Regions from separate parts of the Homo sapiens genome. Here regions 2 and 3 are each linked to region 1. Evidence: chromatin contacts called from ENCODE Hi-C or POLR2A ChIA-PET data. All regions are on one chromosome and are shown on one strand. The core of a region is the stretch at or near the end of the contact, and the rest is flanking DNA. Distances in the headings are between cores, read along the strand shown.

Region 1 (4,514 bases), core at 1,773-4,272:
AAAGCTAATAAACTAATTTAAAAAGAACCTATCAAAAACTGGGCAAAGGACATGAACAGACAATTCTCAAAAGAAGACATCCAAATAGCCAACAAACATAAGAAAAAATGCTCAACATCTCTATTAGGGAAATGCAAATTAAAAGTGCACGAGATACCATCTTACTCCTGTAAGAACGGACATAACTGAAAAACAAAAAATAATAGATGCTGGCGTGGATCTGGTAAAAAGGGAACACTTTCACACTGCTGGTGGGAATGTAAGCTAGCTGTGTAAACTTATGAAACAAAGACCAAGCTGAGGTCCTTGCCTCACCTGCTGTGCTTCAAGGGCTCATCAGCTTGGTCCCAAATGATGTCTTCAGTAGGTGGCGAAATGTTAAAACTGGGAGCTATGTGAACGAACGCGCTGAAAGACAAAACACGTTAGATCAGTTAGGTCACTATAACAAAACGTAGTATCATGCAACCAAGTGCTGTTAACCAACTTCCTTCTCTGCTTGACATTGAACTACCTGCAAATTTAGTGCTTAGAAAAGGTCCAGGGACTTGCCCATGAGGAAGAACTCAGCAATACCACAGACTTTAATGCAACTGGATTTCACCTCCTCATGTCACCAAGACTTACTGTGCAGGGTACAAATGGCCTTCTTCCGTGTCAAATCTTATGTCCCCCTTTCACTCTTGTTCTCCTTGACTTCTTTGTAGTGTCTGACACTGTTCAGTAGTTTTTTTTTTCCTCTTTTTATTCTCCTCTCTCTCCTGCTTCGCCTGTTTCTTTTATGGTTTCCTGCTCCTCTTTCTCCTTCTGCTTCTTGACCAAGGACACTTTTTAAGGCCCTGGGTTTTTCTCTCTCCCTCAGAAATCGTCTGTTCCCAGCACATCAATTCTCTCCTTGCAGATAGCCCCCCAATCATCCCCATTCCCTCCCTTGAACTCCTCTCCTTTATTCTCAACTCTCCAGTGAGCCATTTTTCCTGCATATGGTATCTCTACTGCATATGCTCTTCAAAAGCCTTCATTTCTTGCTGCAACACTACTGCTGTGGAAAAATGAGCTTGTCTATTGACCTCATTGATTTCTGCAATAGCAGAATTATCCTCCCAGCCAACCAAGCTCCAAATCTTAGATTCATTTTTGCTCATTCCCTCTTCTTCAATTCCAGTCATTCATCAAGGCCTCTTGATTTGTTACATCTCACCTCTATCTTTTGCTACCCACTTACACTGACCAGATCCTGCTTAGCTGAGAAAAACTCCCTCTTCTCTTCTTTCCTAATGTTTCCTCTTGTAAAATTGGCCAGCGTGCTGCTGCCATTTTGATCTTTCTATCACTACCCCTGCCATTTTCATCTTCCTCTCGCTATCCCCAGCAATTTGAGAATCCTCATCACCCCTCTAACAAGCAACCTGCATTGCCCAGTAGAGAGAAAACAAGACAGCAGAGTAGCTAAGAACTCAGGCTCTGGATCCTGGTGGCCATGCTTTGAATCACAGTTCCACAACTTAACTGCTATGTGCCTCAGTCTCCTCATCCCTCAATGAAGGCCAGGTGCAGTGGCTCACACCTGTAACCCCAGCACTTTGGGAGGCTAAGGCGGAGGATCGCTTGAGGCCAGGTGTTCAAAACCAGCCTGGATAACATAACGAGTTCCTGTTTCTATGGGGAAAAAAAATTAGCCAGGCATGGTGGCACACACCTGTAGTCCTGGCTACTCAGGAGGCTAAGGCAAAAGGATCACTCGAGCCCAGGAGTTCGAGGCCACCATGAGCTACGATCATACCACTGCACTCCAGCCTGGGCAACAGAGCAAGACTCTGTTTCTAAAAAAAGTGGGGGCAGGAGGGACTTGATAATATCTCCTGCAAAGGCTTGCTGTGAAGATAAGAATAGTTAAAAGGTGTGAAGAACTTAGAAGAGTGCCTAGCACAGTAAGCACTCCATTAAGTGTTAAATGGTAATGGCTCCCAGCTGGACTGGCCCACACAGCATCTCCTAAACCTGTGTGCTCACCCTTCCTTTGTTATTACACCTTCCATCATTTGGCTTATACAGTGTGGAAACTCTTCTTCTCTTGGCTCCTCTATACAAATTCTGCCCACTGTCAAGGCTCGGGTCTGATTTCCCACTCAGCCAGTGGGAAATCTGAGTACTTCAGCTGCAAACTAGCTTTTCTGCCTCTGAACTTCTAGAATATTTACTAGATGTCCCTAAATCAAGTTGTTTTTTAAATTACTGAGTGTGGAGGGAAGCTCACAGGCTGGAAATTACTGGTGATGGAGCTGGAGGTCTTGCTCTTTCCTCTGGGTGCCCCTAAGTGGGTAATGTCTCAGAACCCCAGCTTCTTTCTCTGAAAAAGTTATTATCTTATTTATAAGGTTTCCTCAAAGACTGAATAAGAACATGTAAAGCTCCTATCATATAATCAGGCGTAAACATTAGTTCCCTTCCAGTGGGACTATAAACCTCCAAGGGTAGCTCACGTTTCTCCGTGCTCCAAGGACAGTAATATGCAGAGATTAAACAGACAGATAGGGGAATACAGACTGAATAAACGAAAACCTTTCCAAGTCTGATTTTATGACAATATTCTGAAAAGGGCTTTTCCATGCCTATTCTAAACAACTGACAGTGCTTCCATCATAAAATGCATTTTGACACACTTAATCTTCCAAGAACATACGTTGATTCTATGCCCTGATGAGAGAATATATTAGCTACTTAACCTTTATCTAACTCTTACATAATATTAAGATTTTTTTAAGATTCATTTTTACAAAACCCAGAAAGTCCACACACAACAAAAACAAAACAAAACAAAAAAAGGAACACAAAGTAATTGAAAAGACTTTTCATACCTAAAAAGGGAATTTTTAATCACAACCTTAGTCATAAACCTCAACAGGCAAGTCAGAAGCAGTGAAAGATAAAAGTGCCAACAAGAAAATCCGGTTGAAGTGCCACTCGGGTTCATGCAGTGGGTTACAGGGCGCACAAGACAAGCTGGCGGAAGTGGGTGCTGTACCTTTATCACAGCCGCCCCCACCTGACCACCTGTAGCAGCCTCAGAGGAAGCAGACAACCCCCACACACTTTCCAGCTGCATCTTTGCAGCCACAAAGTACGCACATACAATCAGCTAACGTATAAAAGTATATCAGAAGCATCAATGTGAAAAGGGAAAAAATCTTTAACTCGTGATGAGTAACCTGTGTTATTTAGATTCTGTCATTGAGACCTGATGCTAAGGGGAGACCCCTCTAAAGACACCCACACAACCCTGATAACTGGCAGCATAAGTGCATAATCTTTGCATCAAATACCTGGGGCACTGAAGAGGCTGAAGCAGCAAATCCTCTGGTAGAGGGTGAGGACCAAATGGGGGTACCTCAGAGGCTACAGTTCCTCCCCCTAGTGTTCAATGACAAATGGAAACATGTCACTGGGTCCAAACGCAGGGAGGACTAGTCTTTGCTTTGGCACCAGGCTAGACAAAGAAAAGACCCCTTGCCCCGTGACCCCACATTGTCCTACAAAGGAAAAGGCTGGATTTTGTTGATGAATGCAATTCACATGTTTGGAGCAGTGTCATTTGAAAGGACTGCTTCAGAAATTCATGCAAGTCACATAAGTGGAGAGAAAACAGGAAAAAATTAAGAATGGCTGTTTACAAGTCACTTCTAAAACTTTGCTTTGTTCTACTTGAACAATTTTTATCATCATTTAAAGCAGTTAAATTAAAATGCACCTGCACTGTAAATCGTGAGAGAACATACCTGCTCTTCAAATATGACTTGAAAATTATTTGGTTTCTCCCCTACCTCCCCCTACCTGGGATGCTCTCATTTTACATTTAATTTGGAAAATTAGAAGAAAAATGGAATAAGCTCAAATCCTAACCAAAATTTGTTTTTACTTTTAAAATACAACCATTTTAGAATTTTTAAATAAATGTAAAATATTTTATTATTTACTTAACTTTTACCTTCAGGGTTACATGTGCAGATTTGTGATATGGGTAACTTGCGTCATGGGGGTTTGTCGTACAGATTATTTTGTCATCCAGGTACTAAGCCTAGTACCTGATAGGTTTTTTTTTTTCTGCTCTTCCCCCTCCTCCCACTCTCCACTCTCCAGTAGGCCCCAGTGCCTGTTGTTCTGGATGGGCGTAGCGGCTCACGCCTGTAATCCCAGCACTTTGGGAGGCCAAGGCGGCCTGAACATCTGAGGTCAGAAGTTCGAGACCAGCCTGGCCAATATGGTGAAACCCAGTCTCTACAAAAAAATTAGCCAGGCATGGTGGTGTGCACCTTTAGTCCCAGCTACTTGGGAGGCTGAGGCAGGAGAACAGTTTGAACCCAGGAGGCAGAGGCTGCAGTGAGCCGAGATCACACCACTGCACTCCAGCCTGGGTGACAGGGCTAGATTTCGTCTTAAAAAAAAAAAAAGAAAGAAATCATCAATGGGCATTAAAGAAAAGTGTAACTTTTAAACCTACTTTCATAGTTCAAATA
Region 2 (4,226 bases), core at 1,198-3,697, 150 kb before region 1:
ACCCAGTAACTGCAAAAGTTGTTGAAAGGATATAATTAACATTTACTGAAGATTCTTAGGGGGTAAAAATATTTTAAATAAAACAAATATTTAGAAGTTCTTAGTTACTAGTAAAAACAATCTCTTTAAACATAACGTTCATCCACCTTGAAAAAAAATCTGCTGACTGGGACATTTCTAGATAATTTTGAAGCTCAAAAACGCCAAATCTATCAAAATCAGAGAGTTGCTCTTGGTTTGTGTTGTCACAATCTGTGACGAGACAATGGGTCTTGCTCAGGTCAGGGGACCATTAAGGACCCAGGAAAGCCAGCAAAGGACTAGGAGATTTTGATGTACTAGAAAGACACAGGATCAAGAGTCAGAAGACCTGGCTCTCACCCCAACTTTAGCTCTTGCTAGCAGTGTGACTGGTCTCATTCATTCATTCATCTATTCATGCCAGCTGCTGGGGACATCAATGAACAAGACAGACATATCACATATCACATATCACAAAGCTTATTCATTAAGGCCTCACCAGCACCCTAAAAATGGGGAGAGGACCGTAGAGTTGAGAAGAAGTTTAAATCAAACATCATAGGAAGAGGTCCATGATGGTCACCACTCTCATGGGATGAAATGTCTTTGGCTTCGTTTCTTTATTCATAGAACATGAGTACAACACCTGCTTTCTCTATTTCAGCAGGTACCAAACTCTGTGGGCATTTAACAATGTGTTAAACAAATTTGAAATAAAAAACCCTACTTTATTAAAATAAACCATTAGGAAAATCAAATAAGTACAAGGTTATCAGAGCAAAGCTTGCCTAGTTCACAAACATCTTCATGGATATGTTTAATGGCCCTTCAGAGGAAGCCAAATATTTGCATAACCATAAGCCTCCTTCAAATATCTTGAGACTTGTCATGATCTTAATTTGCCAAAGTGGGTCCCTATCTATGTTTGGCAGAACCGTTCAAATCATCTGAAAGCTACCTGCTTTTTGAACGGGTTTTTACTGATGAATTTTTGGGAGGAGTTCAGAACCTATCCAATAGAAAGTCTTTTAACCAATGGGCCCTAATCAACTGGATGGATCAATCAGCATTCTCCATCCCCTGTATAAAATATACTGACCAATACTGTGGTCAAACGAATACTGAATGTTCTCTCTCGAACTCTGGAGCACATCAGCTCTCTCTGCATAAACTGTTAATGTCAGCTATACTTGCTTTGTAATTACAGAAATTAAATATTATGTTGGCCCATAAAATATGAGTGTGAAAATAGTTATTTGTATGAAAATTTAGTAAAATTAAAGAAATGAAAGTAAGTCACTAGAGGAAATCTGCCATTGAATTAGATATGATTGAGACAACTGTGAAAGATTGGGGAAATAATAAAAATTTAAAATGACTTTGCAGTCAGACTGTGTTGCAAGTGTCTTAAAAAATTCCTCACTTAAAGAGACTGAAAATGGAAATCATGCAATAATGTGCATGAAAGATTACATGAAGTTCCAATCAGCAGACCCAAACTCGAAGAAAAGGCCTCGAGCCCACATCAAAAGATTGGCAAATAACTGTTCATTTGCAACTTTAGGTTAAATACATGATTTAGGCTATGTAGTATCTTTTTAAAAAATGATTCACTGTTTAATTGATTTTTCAACTAATGAGAAAACACCCAGTCAGGTTAGCTAAGAGGGCTCTGACTCTGTAACCAGCCTGGAACCCTGGGAAGCTCTAGGTAGATAGGGTTCCTTCTTGTTGTTTTTTCTGATTTTTAAAATTTTCTAACTTTTCTTAACGGTTATTATTTGCTTATTTAAATAAAAACTATTTTAATAAAAAGATATATATCTAAATTTCAGCTATCTTGGAGCAAAAAGCCTTTGCATTTTATTAATTAATTAATTAATTTATTTTGAGACGAGTCTTACTCTGTTGTGCCCAGGCTGGAGTGCAGTGGCACAATCTTGGCTCACTGCAACCTCCACCTTCCGGGCTCAAGCAATTCTCCTGCCTCAGCCTCCCGAGTAGCTGGGATCTTACAGGCGTCCACCACCATACCCAGCTAATTTTTTGTATTTTTAGTAGAGATGGGGTTTCACCATGTTGGTCAGGCTGGTCTCGAACTCCTGACCTCAGGTAATTCGCCCACCTCGGCCTCCCAAAGTGCTGGGATTACATGTGTGAGCCACCGTGCCCGGCCACCTTTGCATATTTTAAACAAAGAAAAAAAGAGGCCAAATATTTTTACTCATGTGTTGCTTAAATGTTTAGTGATTCTGCCTTTTGCCCCCCATTTCTGGTGTGAGGCTACCTATCTATTGGTAAGACTGTTTTAACTGCAGTTCAATGAATATGACCCTTCCAAGTAAGAAAGGCTGAACCTTTCCAGCTGTAAAGGTTGATTCTGGGGCAGCAGAACCCTACCATGTGTGACAAGGTTTCCTTTTACTAATCTGGTTCTCCTCCTGTATATTTTGGGAAATGACACACGTCCAGGCAAAGCACACCATGGGCCAAATGCACATCCTCTCTGCCCTTAAGGGGCCATGACTCAAAGCACTTCACTGGGGATGCCCAGGGGTTGTGCATGACCAGACATCGGCAAAGTATTTTTGAGAAACCTCCTCCTCAACTAAAAATACCCACTGTGAGAAATCTGTAGCGTGAAGCAAGGATCGAGTCAGTACAACACAAAAAAAGAGACAGGCTTGTGGCAGTCTCAGAATCAAACCCAGTTCGCCCTCCCTTACCAGAACAACAAGAACAATCAAAAAAAAGGTTTACAGGAAAGGACTTCTTGAAGGCAGTAAGATGGGATACATGGCCACACTCATTTTAGTCTTGTCTTTTCTCTTTCTCCTTGAGGGCTGGGATGGGGAAAGTGGCCCCAAATCTGCTCAAAGTCCAACTGAACACAATCAATAATAGACTTACTATGACATTTTAAAAAAATTTCTACTGAGACATTAGTTTTATTCCTCAGTAAACACCTCCCTGATTTCTGCATCCCAGGAGAGCCTGGGCAAAGAAGAGCACAGGCAAGAAGTGTGAATGTGTTCAGAGAAAGTGTTGGCGAGGCCTGGCTCTCCCAGCCCCTCTGATGGCTGAGAAAACTGCTTGACAAGAGGGAGACCCACCAGGACAGAAGCCTGAGCTTCACAGGGCAGACACATTGCTAGTGTAGCTACTGACTGCCCATGGCAATGGTTCTATTTTTTTCATGGGAGACCTTCCTATAGTTACACATAAAAAAGAGACATAAAACCGGAGAACTTAACGGCAGAGAAAAGTAAAATGGTAAATCTAGAATGTTTTGCTTAACTTCAAAACTGTTGTTGAATAGTTTAGAAGGAGTAGGGGGTTGAATTGAGGTCCCCAACAATACAGGTGTCCTAACTTCTAGAACCTGGAAATGAAACTTTATGTTGGAAAAGGACCTTCGCAGATGTAATTAAGTTGAGAATCTCGAGATGAAATCATCCTGGATTACCTGAGTAGGCCCTAAATCCAAGGGGAGGTGTCCTTAGAAGACACAGAAGAGAAGACAGAGGAGAAGGCCAAGAGAAGAGAAGAAGACAGAAGTGGAGGCAGAGATTGGAGTCATTTAGCCATGAGCTGAGGAACACCTGGAGCCTCCCCAGAAGCTGGGACAGGCAAGGGATGATTCTGCCCTGAAGCCTTTGGAGGAAGTGTGGCCCTGAAACACCTTGATTTTGGACTTCAGGCCACCAGAACTGTGAGAGAATAAACATTGTTTTAAATTGTCCAGTTTGTGATAATTTGTTAAGCAGACCTAGGACACTAACACTGAAGGCTAGGACAGCTTATAAGAAGACCGGTGGGGGCCGGGCGCGGTGGCTCACGCCTGTAATCCCAGCACTTTGGGAGGCCGAGGCGGGCGGATCACGAGGTCAGGAGATCGAGACCATCCCAGCTAAAACGGTGAAACCCCGTCTCTACTAAAAATACATAAAATTAGCCGGGCGTAGTGGCGGGCGCCTGTAGTCCCAGCTACTTGGGAGGCTGAGGCAGGAGAATGGCGTGAACCCGGGAGGCGGAGCTTGCAGTGAGCCGAGATCCCGCCACTGCACTCCAGCCTGGGCGACAGAGCGAGACTCCGTCTCAAAAAAAAAAAAAAAAAAAAAAAAGAAGACCGGTGGGAAAACATAAAGAAATTTCTATTAGAAATAGAAATCTTATGTGAGAACACCAAAATCGCCTCCTGATGC
Region 3 (4,387 bases), core at 490-2,989, 250 kb before region 1:
ATATATCCCAGCTCCCCCAAATTAAAGACTGTAGGAGAATGTTAACAACTCAAGTATTGAGCACCTCCTTTAGGTTCTGTGACTTAATCACAAAGGTCCTAGGGTGCGCTTTGGGCTTCAAATGAAAAAAAACACACCCACACCTTAAATCCTACAACTTATGGTCAGGAAGGTCCTTAAAGGCAATCAAATCTAACCAATTCCAAGTTGTACGTTTTCAGTAATAATCTACAAAAATGGGCCAAATACAGGGATGAGGCCTTTTGGGAGATGGTAAGAAATCTGAGCCCAGGCCTTTGCTTTGCAGTAAAACTTTTTTCAGAGATCTCGTGTTTTGTCTTCTCTCTTGTTAAAACCAAATCACTTCATGCACTTCTATTTCCTTATCTATGCAAGGAGGAAATAAACTAGGTGACTTTTTAGTTCTAGTTTCTATGGTTCTATGAAAGTATAGGAACTTTAGGAAAATCCTGAAACATGAGCTTTTCTAACTGTGGTTCCTGAGAAGACTTTTTAAGGAAGCTAGAGATGCTCAAAAGAACACAACTGGCTGGAAGGGAAAAATGCCATCACATAACTTTTGAGAGAGATGAAGAAGAGGGGAAGACCCATCCAATAACAGTGTGAACTTTCCCCCTTATAAACAGAGTCAACCCAAAGGATGAATCAAAGGTCAACTTTCACACATTAATGGAACACAGTGCCCATCAGTACTGAGCAATAGTTCGGCATTCTCTTTCCATGGCCAAAACAGTGCTCTGGTGTGCAGGTCAGCGTCTCCCTCAAAAGCCGTCTTAGGTATGTGGCTCTGGAATTAAGCGGGGTGTCCATCCTCTCCTCTTGTCTCCACCCAGCGATGTCAGATGAGACTACCCCGTTTAGCGGGCCAGAGAGAAGGCTACAACTGGGATTTAACAATAGCATGGTGCATAAACTGTCATCTCAAAAAGGAGATGAAATCAGCGGGTGAAAGGGAGCCCATGTCAGGCCATCCAAGGGGCATGATTACTGTTAGTGGTGGTTGGTGGTGGTGGGGCAGTGGGTGTGTGGACCAGGGAGAAAATGTGCAATTTAGCCATGGGCAGATTTGGATATGCAGCTTTGTGATCATCGCACTGGTCTTTTTTATATGTTGATGCTTGCTTTTGCTTCTTTTGTGTAACCCCCCAGTTAAGAGTAAAGCCAAAGCCTCCATCTATTCTTCTGGGATAGGTCATTTTCTACTCTTGGCAAGCCTTCTTTTCTATATTGTCACTTCCAGTTTGTCTCTGGTATTACTTCTTTGTGTCTATGTTCTCCATTTATATTCACTTCTCATACATTAATCTCTGCTTCCTATTAGCATGTGCTTCATGCCTATTAGGAGTTAGAGGACAGAGAAAAGTCATTTCTTTTCTGCATTTCTCTTTATCAGGGCATCTGTGTGAAATATTCTCTCCCAGTGTCCCCTTCCCTCCCCTTGTAGCCAGAGAAATATTACCCTAGAGCTTCACGCTGCTAATGTGAGAAGAAATTGTGAACAGTGATTAGGAGGCTAAATGAGGGTGGTGGAACCTATTTACTTCATTAAAGTTCCTTCAGGGAAAATACGAGGATGGGAAACTGAGAGATAAGGGTTAATACTAAAAGAATAACAGATCCATTTGACTCAGAGCAATCTTCAGTCTGCCTGGATTCTATCAGACACCCTTCTCCATGGGGAAATCATTACAGAGAAATGACATGCAAAGTGCGCCATAAAGCATCTGAGTCAAACCAGAGGGAGGATGACTCAACGGATCATTTTACATTTTAATAGAAGGCACTGCAGATTTGTACCTAGTGCACAGTTCAACACAGGGCTCATAACTCCTCCCCAAAACTTCTTCATCGGGTGGGAGGGGAGTTCCCAGAACCTGACAGAAATTATTCTGTCTTAGAAAAAAACCAAGTCAAAACTCACAACAGAGAATCAAGACTAAGAAAAGACAACAGATAGTCAAATGCCGAAAAGAGGGGAGACTGCAAGTCTAATTTCAACTTTAGCATTTCTGTCAAACCTAAGACACAGCCTGAAAATTGAGCTCAGTAATTAGTGGACTTCAGATGTCATAAAGGAGTGGGGAAGATGGAAGGAGGAATGGAGGGAGAGAGAGGAAAGAGGAGAACGCTATCAAAGTGCTATAATTAAATAATTGTGTTTCTTAAATTAGTTTTGCAAGATTTTCCAATGATAATTACTGTCAGAAGTTTGCCCACCAGGTCAGTGACAATGCTGGGCTTGAGTTTCCATGTGAAGTCAAGAAGCAATATATTAGTCATGCCATTGTTCCTAGTATGTTTCCCAGGCCAGGTATTGCTTATAGATGCTAATATGTATAACCTGCCAAAGTTAGATTCATCTGACCAGGGATTATGATGTTAAGAGACTGGATTGTCAAACCTAACTCCTTCTTGGAATGGGGGTGGGGGTTACCTCCAGACACACTTTTGTCTGCCTATACATAAAGAATATCTATAGTTTCACAGCTGTTCATCCGCCTGATCTCTACTGTTGCCTGCCCCAGCTCCTAAGAGGGCACGCGGTTTACAGGTAGGAAAGGAAACAGAAGTGAATACTGAGGCTTGGCAGAAATACAGCTTTCACAGAAAAGATTCTTAATAAAAGGAAACTTGCTCCTTTCATGCATGGGGGTCTTTTGGACAAAATGATTCTGTTCTGAAACATCATCTCTGCAGGGATGCAGGCTAGAACGAATGAAGTTTAGATTGCAAGTTGGTTCACCCGGTAACTAAGAAAATCGAAATTCAAGACCAAAGGCAGGCAGCATCTAATGGGGTGAAAGTCATCTAGCTTGAGGGTCATTCAGGTAGTGTTTTGAGAAAGGTTTGATTTCCACTGGAGCCTAGGCACACCTGAAACCCACTCCTGTTTTTCCATTTAAAAATGATGAAAACCATGAGGCTAAGACCACTGGTTGGCAGTCTGTTAAGTCCCATATCAAGTAACAAAAGCATCTGGACCACCTGTCACCAAGCAGGAGGTCAAATGGAACTGGAATGTTAACACGCAGGTCAAATGCCCTTCAGAGAACACGGGGAAAAGGCAGTGAAAAGGAATGGGAGAAAAAGAATGTGCTTGGAGCTTTCCAAGTCCCTGTCCTGTCCTTGGCAGCTTCTCAGAATGACGATTATTGTGACCAAAAGGTAGTGACACACATGCTACATGACACTTAGTATACTGTTTAAGATACAGACGGTCTTATATGCCTATACCACTGCCACTCACACACGATTTCACCTCACAGAATATGCTTCAGATAAAGCCAAGTATATTAAGGAAGAGATTTTTTTTTAATTCACTCATTATAAAAAGTCAGAATTGTACTGCCATGGGGGCAGACAATACCCCCTCTCCAAACGGTAAGGAATGGGTGCCACAAGGGCTCATTGGCCAGGTGGTACCGGAGAGACACAGTGTTTCGCACTTTCTTGACTCTAAAATGCACCTATTTTCCATTTCTCCTTCCATCCTTAGATAGAGGGGCTCCATTTGAATCCCTGCTCTCCTGCTTCCTAGCTGCATGGCTTTGGCTTTGGGGCCATTGTTAGACTGTGTAATCCTTGGTCTTTCTATGTACAAAATACTTATGTGAGGATTAAACGAGATGAAGCAATAAAGTATTTAGGATGGTCCTTGTTTTACAGTAAACACAAATAAAAGCTATTCTTATGAAAAGAAAGTTAATTTCTTTGCACATTATATACACTTGTAATTCTACATATGCTGAAAATTTCTTATATTGAGGCAAATCTGGACTGCATGAAGAATAATGTATATTTTTGTTTGCCAGATTCTCTTGCTTAAACCTGGGGAAGGGCCAATTTGCTTAATTTCCATCCAAGACCTGCAAGAGAATGATGGGATAGGTGTGCATTCTGGTACTTGCTGGCAACTTCGGCCATGACACTATGTAGACTTCCTTCTGCAACATCCCTTGATGACTGTGAAGGTCAAATAAGGCAACAGATCTGAGACCTCCCTGAGAAGTGCAGAGTACTCTGCTCGCATCAGGAATTATCCTCACCACTATTTGACTAATCCTACACATAATTATATAAAGAATGTCTGCTCTTATGGGCACTTAGCCCTGATATAGTTCACTCTCATGCCAAAAGAAGGCATCTGGCAGATGGGGGACTTGTATTGATTCTCATCTGATAACATTTCCTAAAAGATTCCATTCCTTCAGATTTGTTAAAAGTGCGTGCTTTGGATACTCTATCCTCCCATTACGGGCTTTTCCTATTTTCTCTCTCTGCTACCTTTTGCATGTATGTTCTGCCCAAATCAGAATCCTCTTTCATCATGAGGGGCAGGATCCTGCAGTGGTGACAGGTCAGGCTC

The links. A loop is a pair of places that touch in the nucleus more often than their neighbours do. ChIA-PET counts read pairs that join two places held with the same protein, here RNA polymerase II (POLR2A). Pooled maps may share reads with other maps.
Region 2: a loop to region 1 is called in a pooled map, with 2.1 times the contacts of the local background. The contact joins two enhancer-like sites. A Hi-C loop is called at or near these places in 1 of 168 maps with a recorded cell type or tissue (psoas muscle) and 9 of 50 pooled maps. POLR2A ChIA-PET finds 5 or more read pairs at or near these places in 5 of 52 experiments (OCI-LY7, activated CD4-positive, alpha-beta memory T cell, activated T-cell and 2 more).
Region 3: a pooled map shows a loop between it and region 1 (5-fold over the local background). The contact joins two enhancer-like sites. A Hi-C loop is called at or near these places in 7 of 50 pooled maps. POLR2A ChIA-PET finds 5 or more read pairs at or near these places in 2 of 52 experiments (AG04450 and activated CD4-positive, alpha-beta T cell).

What each region holds. Positions count from the first base shown.
Region 1 is chr6:90,271,534-90,276,047 of GRCh38, forward strand. It overlaps BACH2 (BACH transcriptional regulator 2), which reads right to left. Exons shown (of 9, transcript NM_021813.4): 2 at 316-408. Among named protein-coding and RNA genes, the nearest start is that of BACH2, 23 kb to the right of the region's middle. RefSeq lists enhancers at 333-477, 1,063-1,207 and cis regulatory regions at 405, 1,135. Within about 2 kb of position 3,023, at least 4 of the 41 ENCODE cell types and tissues checked have a DNase peak (open chromatin) inside an H3K27ac peak, as active enhancers do; they include OCI-LY7, where a contact is called at or near this core.
Region 2 is chr6:90,119,649-90,123,874 of GRCh38, forward strand. All of the region lies in intron 4 of BACH2 (BACH transcriptional regulator 2), which reads right to left. Among named protein-coding and RNA genes, the nearest start is that of BACH2, 180 kb to the right of the region's middle. Within about 2 kb of position 2,448, at least 5 of the 41 ENCODE cell types and tissues checked have a DNase peak (open chromatin) inside an H3K27ac peak, as active enhancers do; they include OCI-LY7, where a contact is called at or near this core.
Region 3 is chr6:90,024,151-90,028,537 of GRCh38, forward strand. All of the region lies in intron 5 of BACH2 (BACH transcriptional regulator 2), which reads right to left. Among named protein-coding and RNA genes, the nearest start is that of GJA10, 130 kb to the left of the region's middle. Within about 2 kb of position 1,740, at least 2 of the 41 ENCODE cell types and tissues checked have a DNase peak (open chromatin) inside an H3K27ac peak, as active enhancers do.